Regions from separate parts of the Homo sapiens genome. Here all the other regions are linked to region 3. The links are chromatin contacts, found by Hi-C or POLR2A ChIA-PET in ENCODE. All regions are on one chromosome and are shown on one strand. Each heading gives the region's core, a stretch centred on a gene start or an enhancer-like site at or near the end of the contact. The rest is flanking DNA. Distances are from core to core; before and after follow the strand shown.

What was found. A loop is a pair of places that touch in the nucleus more often than their neighbours do. ChIA-PET counts read pairs that join two places held with the same protein, here RNA polymerase II (POLR2A). Pooled maps may share reads with other maps.
Region 1: a loop to region 3 is called in a map of PC-9, with 3 times the contacts of the local background. The contact joins two enhancer-like sites. A Hi-C loop is called at or near these places in 8 of 168 maps with a recorded cell type or tissue (PC-9, Right ventricle myocardium inferior, heart left ventricle and 2 more) and 3 of 50 pooled maps. POLR2A ChIA-PET finds 5 or more read pairs at or near these places in 1 of 52 experiments (RWPE1).
Region 2: a loop to region 3 is called in a map of gastrocnemius medialis, with 2.8 times the contacts of the local background. The contact joins two enhancer-like sites. A Hi-C loop is called at or near these places in 7 of 168 maps with a recorded cell type or tissue (Right ventricle myocardium inferior, gastrocnemius medialis and heart right ventricle) and 10 of 50 pooled maps.

Annotation. Positions count from the first base shown.
Region 1 is chr5:107,133,024-107,136,973 of GRCh38, forward strand. No RefSeq gene overlaps it. Among named protein-coding and RNA genes, the nearest start is that of LINC01950, 120 kb to the left of the region's middle. Within about 2 kb of position 2,553, at least 3 of the 41 ENCODE cell types and tissues checked have a DNase peak (open chromatin) inside an H3K27ac peak, as active enhancers do; they include PC-9, where a contact is called at or near this core.
Region 2 is chr5:107,103,121-107,107,592 of GRCh38, forward strand. No RefSeq gene overlaps it. Among named protein-coding and RNA genes, the nearest start is that of LINC01950, 94 kb to the left of the region's middle. Within about 2 kb of position 1,536, at least 2 of the 41 ENCODE cell types and tissues checked have a DNase peak (open chromatin) inside an H3K27ac peak, as active enhancers do; they include gastrocnemius medialis, where a contact is called at or near this core.
Region 3 is chr5:107,217,494-107,221,643 of GRCh38, forward strand. No RefSeq gene overlaps it. Among named protein-coding and RNA genes, the nearest start is that of LINC01950, 210 kb to the left of the region's middle. Within about 2 kb of position 1,443, at least 7 of the 41 ENCODE cell types and tissues checked have a DNase peak (open chromatin) inside an H3K27ac peak, as active enhancers do; they include PC-9 and gastrocnemius medialis, where a contact is called at or near this core.

The DNA.
Region 1 (3,950 bases), core at 1,303-3,802, 83 kb before region 3:
TGTAAGGTAAGAGTTCAATTTCATTCTTTTGCTTGTGGAAATCTAGTTTTCCCAACACCATTTATTGAAAAGACCATCCTTTTGTCATTATGTCTTTTTGGTGCCCTGGTTGAAAATTAGTTGGCCATATATGTTTGGATTTATTTCTGTGCTCTGTATTCTGTTCCACTGGTCTGTATATTTTCATGCCAGTACCATTCTGTTTTGATTACTATAGCTTTGTAATATAATTTCAAATCAGGTATTGTCATGCCTCCACATTGTTTTGAATATTGCTTTGGCTAGGTCTTACTTTATGGGATAGATTTTTAGATGTGCAGTACAAGGTCAAAAAATATATTATATGTTAATTATACTAGATACTACCGGATAGAATTTTTAAAGGCTGTAAGAAGCTCCATTTAACATGGATATGCTAAGTGACAATAAAATATATATTGTGTTTCCGTTATAGTAAGTAGCAGATATTTAAAATCTCTCTTTCATTCCTTCTTTTGTTCAATCATATATTTACTGAGCACCTAGATGCCAGGTACAAAGCCAGTCCATCATTTCACTTAGAATTACCACAAATTGTTCAATTCCCACCTATGAGTGAGAACATGCGGTGTTTGGTTTTTTGTCCTTGCAATAGTTTGCTGAGAATGATGGTTTCCAGCTTCATCTACGTCTCTACAAAGGACATGAACTCAACATTTTTTATGGCTGCATAGTATTCCACATTGTGCACATGTACCCTAAAACTTAAAGTAGAATAAAAATAATAATAATAAAATGAAATAAAAATAAAATAAATAAATAACCAGAAATTAAAATTAATGTGGCTAGATCTAAGAATCTTACCCACAGTTTTAACTGCTTTGCAATGACTCTCAAAAATATCCCCCAAGGGAGCATGTGAGAATCACCTCTTTCATGTGGGATGGTTGGTTGACCATCCACCCAGCTGGCTGATTTTCAGTCTACTCCACTTCTTAAATTCACAGAATCATCCTCACCATGAGCACCTATTATTGATGGGAGTGTATTCTGTTCTTTAGGTGTATTACATCAGAAAAAAAAGATTACAAATTAACGCTGCTGCCACTAACCTAACCAAATTCACTGCAAGTTATTGTCTGATTGCAAGAGCTATAAAGCGGCTTTGTCCCTGAAATCAGATGACTTGACTTCCTGTCTACATTCATATAACATTATTTTAGAAATGTTTACTAAATTTAGCTAACCAGGCTTGCTGAAATAAACCAATTTTAAAAGAATTGATCAATTCTTTTAAAGTAAATATATATCATTTTAAATATACATAACAGATGTGATAAGGTACCTTAGTAGAAGCCTAAGATAGTTGCACCCCAGAATTCAATAAAGAAAATTTGTAAAATCCACATAACTTACACATGGCTTTGTGTCTGATCATATCATATAAAGCTATTTTGAATTTTATTTTTAACTGACACAGAGGAGAAAATGCTTTATTAATTGAGGGAAGAAATCTTTGAGTAGGAGTAGCATTGACTTTTAAATTATTGGCCTTATCTTGCTCTTTTATGTATGCTCAGAATAGTGACAGCATTTTCAACAGTGTTGCAAAAACCATTTAGCTTACAAGGTAGAATTATTGTGATACAGAACACTTAATGCACTTCTTCTTCATAGCATCTTATTTCATAAAAATCAATTGGATTTTATGCCTTGCATAGAAGGGCTTTCTTCCACAATGAAGTCAGAGTTATTATGGGTAAGCTGGCCAGATATCATCAAATGCACTAGAACCTTTCTATAGTATTTATTGTTGTACAGAATGCAGTGTAAGGCACTCCACCACACTACAATAAGTAGCATTTTCTCTAGCACATCCATTGTAGGAACCCTTTATAGGAAGCTATTAATATTAGAAAGGTAGACAAGAATGTCTTGAAGTTTTTCCAGAGAGTACTTTACTAAGGTAACAAAAAAGCTGCCCTAATACAAGTTTAAACACAGATTGTACCTAGCACAGTGCCTACCCCGTGGTAGGCATTCATTAGATATTTGTTGAATAAATGAGTGAAAGGAATTCTCTGGCATGCACATGTAATAAATGAGTGAAAGCAGTTCTCTGGCATGTACAAGGATGACACATGTACAAGAATAAGACACCAACAGACACAAACAAAGGACTCAAGCTCCACTGACAGATAAGAAAATGATACTGGATTTGCATACAGCTAAATAATCAGAGCTGGGGAACCAGGAGCGTATTTTAAATTGAAGGACAAACTTCATTGCTCTTTGGAAGCCCAGTCAATGAGATCTCAGATTAAAATTCCATCTGGTTCTTCTGAAAGCTTGTTTTTTGTTTGTTTGCTTGTTTGTTTTGTTTTTTTTGTTTTTGTTTTTTACATTCTAAGAGGCCTTATAACTTCCTGGCTTCTTTCAGTTCTTGTAGAGACTCAGTCTATGTGCTTGTTTGTTTATCAAATGCCAATGGCTGGTAACAACCATAGTGCATTATTACCATTTACTGAATACAGGAATACAAGGAAATGTTCTTCGATTTATATCTCCAAGTATTAATAGGCCTGGGCTTCAAGACTTTTTGAGGCCGATTCCTGCAGCATGAATCAGCAAAGTTTCAGTACATGCTCATTTCCTTTAAATATTCTTAACAGTAAATACAATACTTTTAAAGGTATTTCTTCCAATGACCAAAAATAAATGCAAGCATACTTCAGAGATATTGCAGATTTGGTGCTAGACCACCACAATAAAGTAAAGATAACAATAAAGGAAGTCACACAAATTTATATTTATGCTATACCATAGCATATTAAGTGTTTACTATATTCTTCTTTTAGACATAATGAAATAGCATCATGTCTTTAAAAAATACACATAAAAACTACTTTATTGGCCAGGTGCGGTGGCTCATGCCTGTAATCCCAGAACTCTGGGAGGCCGAGGCAGGTGGATCACTTGAGATCAGGAGTTCAAGGCCAGCCTGGACAACATGGTGAAACCCTGTCTCTACTAAAAATACAAAATTAGCTGGACATGGTGGTGCACACCTGTAATCTCAGCTACTTGGGAGGCTGAGACAGGAGAATCGCTTGAACCCAGGAGGCAGAGGTTCCAGTGAGCCAAGATCATGACACTGCACTCCAGCCTGGGCAACAAGAGCGAAACTCCATCTCAAGGAAAAAAAAAAAAAAAAAAACACTACTTTATTGCTAAAAATTGCTAACAATCATCTCAGCTTTCAGAGAGTCATAATCTTTTTCTTGAGAAGGGTTTTGCCTCAATGTTGATGGCTTAAAATAAGACAATAATAAAGTTGGCCACATCGATTGGCTCTTCATTTCACAAAAGATTTCAGTGTAGCATACAGTGCTGTTTGGGAGCATTTTACACGCTCTCAGTAGAACATTTTTCAAAATCAGAATCAATCTTCTCCATATTTGCCACTGCTTTATCAACTAACTTTATGTAATATTCTTTGTGATCATTTCAACAACATTTATAGCATCTATGCCAGGAGTAGATTCCGTATCAAGGGACCGCATCCAGAAAAAGCAACACCTCATCTGTTCAAGATTTATCATGAGATTGTAGCAATTCAGTCACATCCTCAGGCTGCACTTCTGACTCTAGTTCCCTTGCTAGTTCCACCTCATCTGTAGTTACTTCCTCCACTGTAGTCTTGAACCCCACAAAGTCATGCAGGAGGGTTGAGATCAATAACTTCCAAACTCCTTATAATGTGCATACTTTTACTTCCTCCCATGAATCACAAATGTTCTTAATGGCATCTAGAATGGTGAATCCTTGCCAGAAGGATTTCAATTTTATCAGCAAAATCACTTTCTGACAACTATTGTTTTACAAAATTTATTTCTGAAATAATGAGGCTTGAAAGTCAAAATTACTCCTTCATCCATAGGCTTCAGAACAGATGCTACATTAGCAGGCAT
Region 2 (4,472 bases), core at 286-2,785, 110 kb before region 3:
CCATCTTGGCTTGCATACTGTGAAAAAGCAGCTGCCACAAGGGTGAGATGCCTGGTGAGGAACTCAGATGACCTTTGGTCAATACAAGGGAGGAACTAATGATACAGACAGGAAGCAGGAGAGCAGGGTCCCTGGTGAGGGGTCCACCCTCAAGCCTGGACCCATGACCCTAAATGAGAACAGGCATTCCTGTTTTTGCACCTGAATGTTGCTTTGTGGCCAACCCCTCCCTGCTATCCTGTGCCCATATAAACCCCAAACTCCACTGGCAGAGGAACAGAGTGGCACGGCAGAGGAGAGAAGAGAAGAAGCATCTGAACGTCGAAGAGGCAGCTAGATGGTTGGAGATTATCTTCCCACTCCATCCCCTTTCCAGCTCCCCATCCCACTGAGAACCATCTTTATAACTCAATAAAACAGCACATGGAGAGTAATTACTAAATATTAATAAAATATTAACACAATATTGCTAGTGATCACTAAATATTAATAAAATATTTAATCCGATATGATTCACCAAGTTACACTGTCAATATCTTGCAAGAAAATTTGTATTGTCTTTATGAAAAGAATGAGTCATGTCTAACAATTAAATTCAGTCTAGCACGCTTTACAAAATTTACATTCTGGCTGATAAGATTGCAACAGACACACAAAATGAATCACAGGAGAAAGTGGAAAAATATTTTTGAATACCTGATCCTACAAACAAATACAATTGTTACAATTATAAATAATGAAATAACGTATTATTGTGCTTTTAGGAAATCATATTTTTTGGAAAAAACATAATGAGAAAGTAAAAAGAGTGATAATTATTACTACTATCATTAATACAAATATATTAATATTAAATTATAAATATTATAGTAGTAAAAATCATAATTGATTTTACTGCTACTACGTGCCATGCATTGCACCTTTTCCTGTAATTGTTTTATTGCTCATAACCACCCTGTGTGAAAGATGTTGTCACATTTTTGTAAATGAGGAAACTAAAACTCAGAGAGAATAGGTAATGTCATTTAATCAGGGTGAAGTTTCAAATCTAGATCTGCCTGAATTTAAAGACTGAGCTTTTTCTTTCATGCTATAGATAGGTGCAGATAAGACTGCCTTTGGGCAGTCTATTAAACTACTTAGCTCATAAAAACTAGAAAAGTAGAAAACTGAGTTATTTGTTTATTCTGGCTATAAAGATAACTAATTTAAAGCAGACAGAGGCAGCTTCCATCTCAGATGAGAACCACCTTTATAACTCAATAAAACCTCCGCATTCACCATCCTTCAAGACCTGATTCTTCCTGGACACTGAACAAGGACCTGGGTACCAAGATGGCAGGCTGTAAAAGGCTCTCGCCCTGACTCTACACTGCTCTGGTTAACACTTAGCCGTCAGTGGACAGCAACTGCTAAAAGAGCATTGTAATACATTTGGACAATCCTGTGGGGCCAGCACAGGGCCTGCTCCCACCAGAGAGAAGTGGCCAGCCGTTCCAGCTTTCCTTCGCTCCAGTTTCTGCACTCGCTTAATTTGCATGCTTCCTCCTGTGAGGAGTGGCCAGAGGCAGGCTGAGTGAAATGAGCCTCTCCAGTTCCTGCTCACAAAGGAGTCAGGGAGCTCCCCAATTTCACTAAGACACTTGGTCCAACAGTGGCCCAAGGAACTGAATGTTACCAGTAACCACTGAATGATTTAGGTAGTGGATCATTTACCATTCTAGCCGCCAGATGACACTGCTGACACCTGGCTGACAGCATGACTATAACCTTGTGAGCGACCATGAAATAGAGAGCCAAGCTAAACTGTGCTCAGATTCCTGACCCAGAGAGACCTTGAGATTAAAAAGTGTGGGTCCTTTTAAGAAGCTCAGTTTCAGAGCAACCAGGGACATAGTAATGGGTAACTAACACAATCCATTTAAGTCGCTTCTGTGTCTAGCATCCAAAAGTTCCTGACAATTTGTTTAAAAATATTTTTTTCATAGAATAAAAAAGAAGCAGCAAGATGAACAGCATTAAGAAAAGATGAAGTTTTAGTAACAGTCTCAGTGGCCTTGAAACTGTCTAAACAAGTGACATAGCATGAGTTCTTTTTCAGGGTCCCTTGTTTCTTGTTTTTAATTTTAACCACAAAGGAGGCAATCTTTAACTTTTAAAAAAGTCTTTAAAAGTTTAGGAATAATTTAAATGCACTTAACAGTTAAGTACTTTAAAAACTTTCAGGAAAATATGTAACAACTAGCAAAAATGAAAAATTCTCCCAGAAGACTTAAAAAAAATTATTTTTCCCTTAGGAGTATTGAAAGAGTAAGTAGAAGAAAGACTGAACAAGTTTAAGATAGAAAATAGAAATTCCGTGGTTTCTTTTTCCTTACCAAATCAGAAAATCACTACATAATAGACTGAAAATAACTTGTTTGAAGTTAGGGACATTTTGATGTAGGGAACATTTATCAAAAGACTGAAAAGACTCAGTGCAAATGACAAAATCAAAATAGCACCTCAGCTGAAAAATGTAGATGAAGCAAATGTTTATAAGCAAGCTATAAGTCGTATTTCAAGTCCTTGCCACCAAAGGGGACCTTAGAAATGTTCTAATCCAGTCTAATTCATACTGTAGGTGAGAGAACTGAGGCCCAGAACAGTTACAGTACTTTCTAAAGCTCAAGCAATTAGTCAATACAGAGCAAGGGTTGCTTTTATATCTTTGAACTCCAAGTTCTTTTCTTTTAGAAAATATTACAACTATATATTACAGACATTTATAATTGGGAGTGCCCTAGGAGAATTGAAGATGGAGTCCACAGAGCTCCCAATATTCTCCAACTACACATTTTCAGCCTTGCCATACCAAACTGCCCTAAAAAACAAACCCAAGGAGGAGCCTGCCATGAGAACCAGCCCCATCATCCAAAAGTGGGATTCAGTTTGGAAGCACTGATAGCAAAATAACAATTGTTTATAACTGGGCCATTATGACAGAATGGTGCCCATTCTGACTGGTGAGGGCCCATGCCATAATGGTTGTTAGCAAAATATTTTGAATATCTTCCTTGACTACATCTCTGCTTGTCTCAGTCATCACAAGGAGCTCTAAACCTCAGGTCATCCCTTATGACCAAGATTCCCCTCTTCATAAGGCTCTCTGTAGCTCCTGGTCCAGCCTAATTTCTTACTCCTCCATTACTGCAGAAACATTTCATTGTAATGTTTGGAACTCATAGTCTGCCATCAGCAAATGACTTCTCTTCTAAATCTCTCCAATAACATTCCTTCCCATCCTAATGCTAACCTGGCTGAAAATGAGAGCATCATTTTTGCTCCTCTGTACCCTATTATTATTTTTCCCTTCATTATTATTTCCCATCATTATTTTTGCCTTCTCAAAAAAATCAAATGAAACCACTTAGCTACTCTAAAGTACAGGCCATCAGATTACAGACTCCTCTACCCCTGCTCCCACAGTCATCTTTCATCCTCCTGATTATCCCTGCTATGGTTTACATGTATGTGCCCCTCCAAAATTCATATGTTGAAGCTTAACCACCAATATGATAGTATTAAGAGCTGGGGCCTTTAGGGAGTGATTAAGTCATGAGGACAGAACTTTCTTGAATGGGATTAATGACCTTATAAAAGAGGTACAGGAGCACTGTCTCTCTCTCTTTTGCCCTTTCCATCCCTTCCTCCATGTGAGGACATAGTGTTCATCCCTTCTGGAGGATATAACAAGAAGGAAGCAGAGAGCAGCCCTCACCAGACACAATCTCTTCTATGGCCTTGATCTTGGACTTTCTAGCTGCTAAAATTGTGAGTAATAAATAATGATTTATAAATTACCCAGTCTGTGGTATTTTGTTGTATCTGCACAAATGGTCTTAGACAATCCCCCTTCACTCACTAAAGACATAAACCCTAGGATTGTTGCCTTTTTCTCCACATTTCTTCTATAATAATTTTTAATAATTGCAATGTTCACATAAAAGAACCATCCAGGTATTTCAGCTCCTAGAACTCCTTACGTCAGATTTTCTAATCTCCAGGCCACTTCTCCCACCCCACTCCCATGGTCACATCTTAGAACTTATAATCACCAATAGCATAAAACCTGTTAAATCACAACCACTTATTGTCTTCTCCATCCATTTCCAGAAGTACCTCCACTCCAATGATTCTTTGACTCCATGGGATCCACAATACAGTGGCCCTAATAAGTTTATCAGCAGTCACTTACCTTGTCCTTTCCTCCCTGTTAAAATAGCCTAGAATTCCATGGTGGTTCATCATTTTAATCACAATCCATTGCCTGCACGGACCCTAAATTCTTTGCTCTTTTCTCTCTCTATCTTACACATCTCACAATAAACAACTGAAGAGAAACTAAATTTACCATTTGTTCTCTTCTTACTCATGAAACTGAACATGGCTAGAAAAAAACTTGTCATATTGACCAATGGCACTTTAAATTT
Region 3 (4,150 bases), core at 193-2,692:
ATTATGCAGGTAGTGTGAAATTCACCCTATACTTCCATCAAATTATAGAGGATCAGTCATGTGCACCTAGGAGTAGGAATGGTTTGCTGAGGCATTCAGGCCCAGCAAAGGAGGGCAAAGCATGATGATCATCATAACAGTGAAAATTTTAATAGTAGAAATGCTTCAAAAATTAGTGTTTTACAGCAGGCACAACCTGCAACTCCAAACCTGCAGCTTACACATAATCTCTGACCTGTTCTGGGCTCCAGACATCCTCAGTTAGGAACAGCACACACTCAGTGCCAAGCAAGACCAACAAGATTCCTAGGCTATGATGAATACAAAGAAAGGAGGGAACAGGGCACCCTTGCCATGGCAAACCTGTTCTGCCCAGTCCCCCAAGGTGATGAAATGTGTGACTGTCACAAGACTCAGTAATACTGTTATAATTGGGATGTACAGGGAATAGATGCCAGCTGCAGAAACAGTATGTACTTTGACAAGGAGTGTGTTGGAAACGACTGCCAGCCTGTGCCTGCTGCCAACTCCACTCAGCTACAAATAGAAATGACGACGCACAGTGGGCCACAGCTCTCATAGTAGCCTTTACCAACCACTGCTTCAGGACCAAGCAGGATCTAGAATTTGAAGTGGTCACGGCAGTCTTCAAATTAGTTACACATCGCAGAGTGGCACTATTCAAAGGGTAGCCACAGTACAACTGCACTGGCATCAACAGAAAAGCCTGTTGAAAAATGCAGCTTCATCCCCGACCCAGACCTATTGAATCAGAATCTCTAAGGGTGACGCCCAGGAATCTGTAGGTTTAAATTTCTCCTGGTGTTTCTTATGAATATAGGTTTGAGAGCTAAGGTCAAGCAAGCCAAATAGGAGATACCAAAAGCACAAATCATAAAACTATGTAAAGTAAGGAAAAATAATATCATCTTACATTTTTATCATGCTTTGCAATTTACCAAGTGCTCCTATATGTAACCTCATTTCTACACAACTATATTTTACAGAAAATACAATTCCTAGGAGATCTGAGTTAGAAATATACTTTAAAATATATATATATATATATCAGGAATAGAGCAAAGGTATTTTAATGATGTCTAGAGCTCTTTCCACTCCATTGTTATGACTCATAGTCATAATCATTATGATAACATGAATAACAACAAAAGGAATAAAAATGATAGCAGCCCTTCCTATGTGCCAGACATTGTACTAAGAGTTTATATTTGTTACCACTTTTAATCTCTGTAACAACACATGAGATATTATACTTCCAGTTTTACAACTGAGGAAATTAAGACTCCAGAAAATTAGATTGCCTAAGATCATAGAGCAAGTAATTATGGGTGCCTAGATCCAAACATGTTCTGCCTGACTCTAAAGCATGTACATAACCTCTCTGTTCTACAGCCTCCTTAGTGTGATTCACTCAAGCAAAGTTACAGCATTGTTCAAAGATTAAATGTGGCCTCACTTTCTCACGATAACCAGCATGGTCAGATGATGAAGTAAATGAATTTCTCAATGACTCCTTCACCACTGGTTCCTCATATGTTCTTTCACCATCAGTGTATTGAATGCCCATTCAGTGCCATATATTGTGCTTGGTGATGGGAAGACAAGGATGAGTAAGATGAAGTTGCAGTTTCTGCCCTCATGAAATTTACACTGTGGTATAAATCTAGGGTTACATCATTTTACACCAGGTCATATTTACCCTGGCCAGCACCGTGATCCAGAGATTTCCCCATTTCCCTGTCTTAATAAATATCATGATTCTCCTATTTTCTTGGCCTTGGCCAACCTCTCTACTGGTGAATTTCAGAAAATCGGATCCTTACGTTGCTAATAGCTCCTAGTGGAATCAGGTGCTACTTCTGCAATGGACTGAGATAATTACATCAGTCAGGACGTTGTCCACAGCATTTTGTTTGGGCTTGGCTCAGATATCCACTCTGTAGTAGTGTGACCTTGGAAAAGTTATTTAACCTCTTTGTAAAATAGAGATGGTAAAATGGAACTATCTCCTAAAGTTGTTATGAGAATCAAGTGAGCTAATTGAAAGGGAACACTTAGCCTAGTGCCTGCCACAGTATAGGCATGAAAAACTATTATAATTACTTGAAAAGCATTCTTGGTAATACTTAGCAAAACAACTTTGTACTAGGCTTGTTTGGAGCAACCATTGAGTTGTGCCAAAAATTAGACTTTGCCTTGGATTATGATTATCCAAATACTTCTCTTAATATCTCCTCTATGTGGTAAGAACTTGAAGTCAGCAAAATCATTAATTTCTGTACCTTCCCTCCACCCCACAGAACCTAGTATTCTGTAAATTATCTATTAATTTACATGTTTAAAAGTTTCTTTACAATCAACAGAGTGAAGAGACACCTGTAGAATAGGAGAAAATATTTGCAAACTATTGATTCGACCAGGACTAATATCCAGAATATAAAAAGAATTCTAACAATTCAACAGCAAAAATACAAATAATCCCATTAAAAAGTGGGCAGAGGATCTGAATACATATGTCTCAAAAGAAGACATACAAATGGCCAAGAAGTATACAAAAAAATGTTCAACATCACTAATCGTCAGGGAAATGCAGATCAAAACCACAATGAGATATAATCTCACCCTGCTTAGAATGGCTATGTCAAAAAGACAAAAAATGACAAATGCTAGTGAGGAGGAAAAGAAAAGATAACTCATACACTATTTGTGGAAATATAAATGAGTACAGCCATTATGGAAGACAGTGTAAATGTTTCTCAAAAAGCTAAAAATAGAACTACCATATAATCCAGCAATCCCACTACTGTGTTTTTTTTCCAAAGGAAAAGAAATCATGATATCAAAGGCATACCTGCACTTCTGTTTATCACAGCATTATTCACAGTAGCAAAGATATGGAATCAAGCTAAATGTCTATCAAAAAATGAATGAATAAAGAAAATGTGGTATATATACATCATGAAATTCTAGTCAGCCTTTAAAAAGGATGAAATCCTCTCATTCATGCCAACATGAATGAGCCTGGAGAACATTAGGTTAAACAAAATAAGTCAAGCACAAAAACATAAATATAACATGCTCTCACTCACATGTGAAAGCTAAAAACAAAAAGCTCAGTTCATGAAAGAAGTTAATTGGTTAATGGATACAAAATTATAGCTAGATAGAAACTAATTAATTGGTTAATGAATACAAAATTACAGCTAGATAGAAAGAATGAGTTCTGGTGTTGTGTGGCTCTGTAGGGTAGATATGGTTAACTATAATTTATTGTACATTCTGTAAAGTCTAGAAGAGACGATTTTGAATGTTCACAACATAAAGCAATGATAAATGTTTGAGGTGGTGGATGTGCTAATTAACACTGATTTTAGCATTACACATTGTATACATATGCAGAAATATCACTCTGAATCCCATAAATAAAAGCAATTATGGGCCAACTAAAAATAAAAGGAAAAAAGTTTCTTCGATTCATTTTTTGTTGTTGAATGAATGAATAAGTAAATAAATAAAAATGGACAAATGAGCCCATCTGTTCTTCCATCCTCACATCAGACTGTCTTTCCTTCAGGTTCCTACGTTTTCTGTTAAAAAAAAAACCAATTAATATAAAAGAACTACCACTCACTGCGATAAATAGATTTCCAAAGGTTATTCCTAGAAAAGACAAAGCTTTACTTCTAAAAACAATGTTGATTGATGGAATTTCAAGAACAAGGGTAGTCAGGAAAAGGAAATATTCTGGATCAGTGAACACTCCCGGCTGCCCTGAAATCAGCCAGTGTAATTCGTCTTTTCACGTGAGCAAACTCAGAGACGATGTGGATTCCTTCTTGCTCTTCACAGCACCCTTTAAGCAAAACTAGATGCCTGGGAGTACTTCCTTCCCCTCAAATCTCACCACACAGCCTAAATTTTACTGCATATGTGCTTAGGGGTAGCACTTGTCTCTATCAGACGGCTCTCCACATTTACCTCCAAAAGTGCACAAGCGGGAATGAAAATAGCCAGTTCTCTGGAATAATATCTGAGGTACCATGTGAGTACTGACACGCTGCAGAATGGCCACAGATGACCCACCTGGGGACAACCATACGACTGCATAGACTTCTGCAGTGAGCAAGCA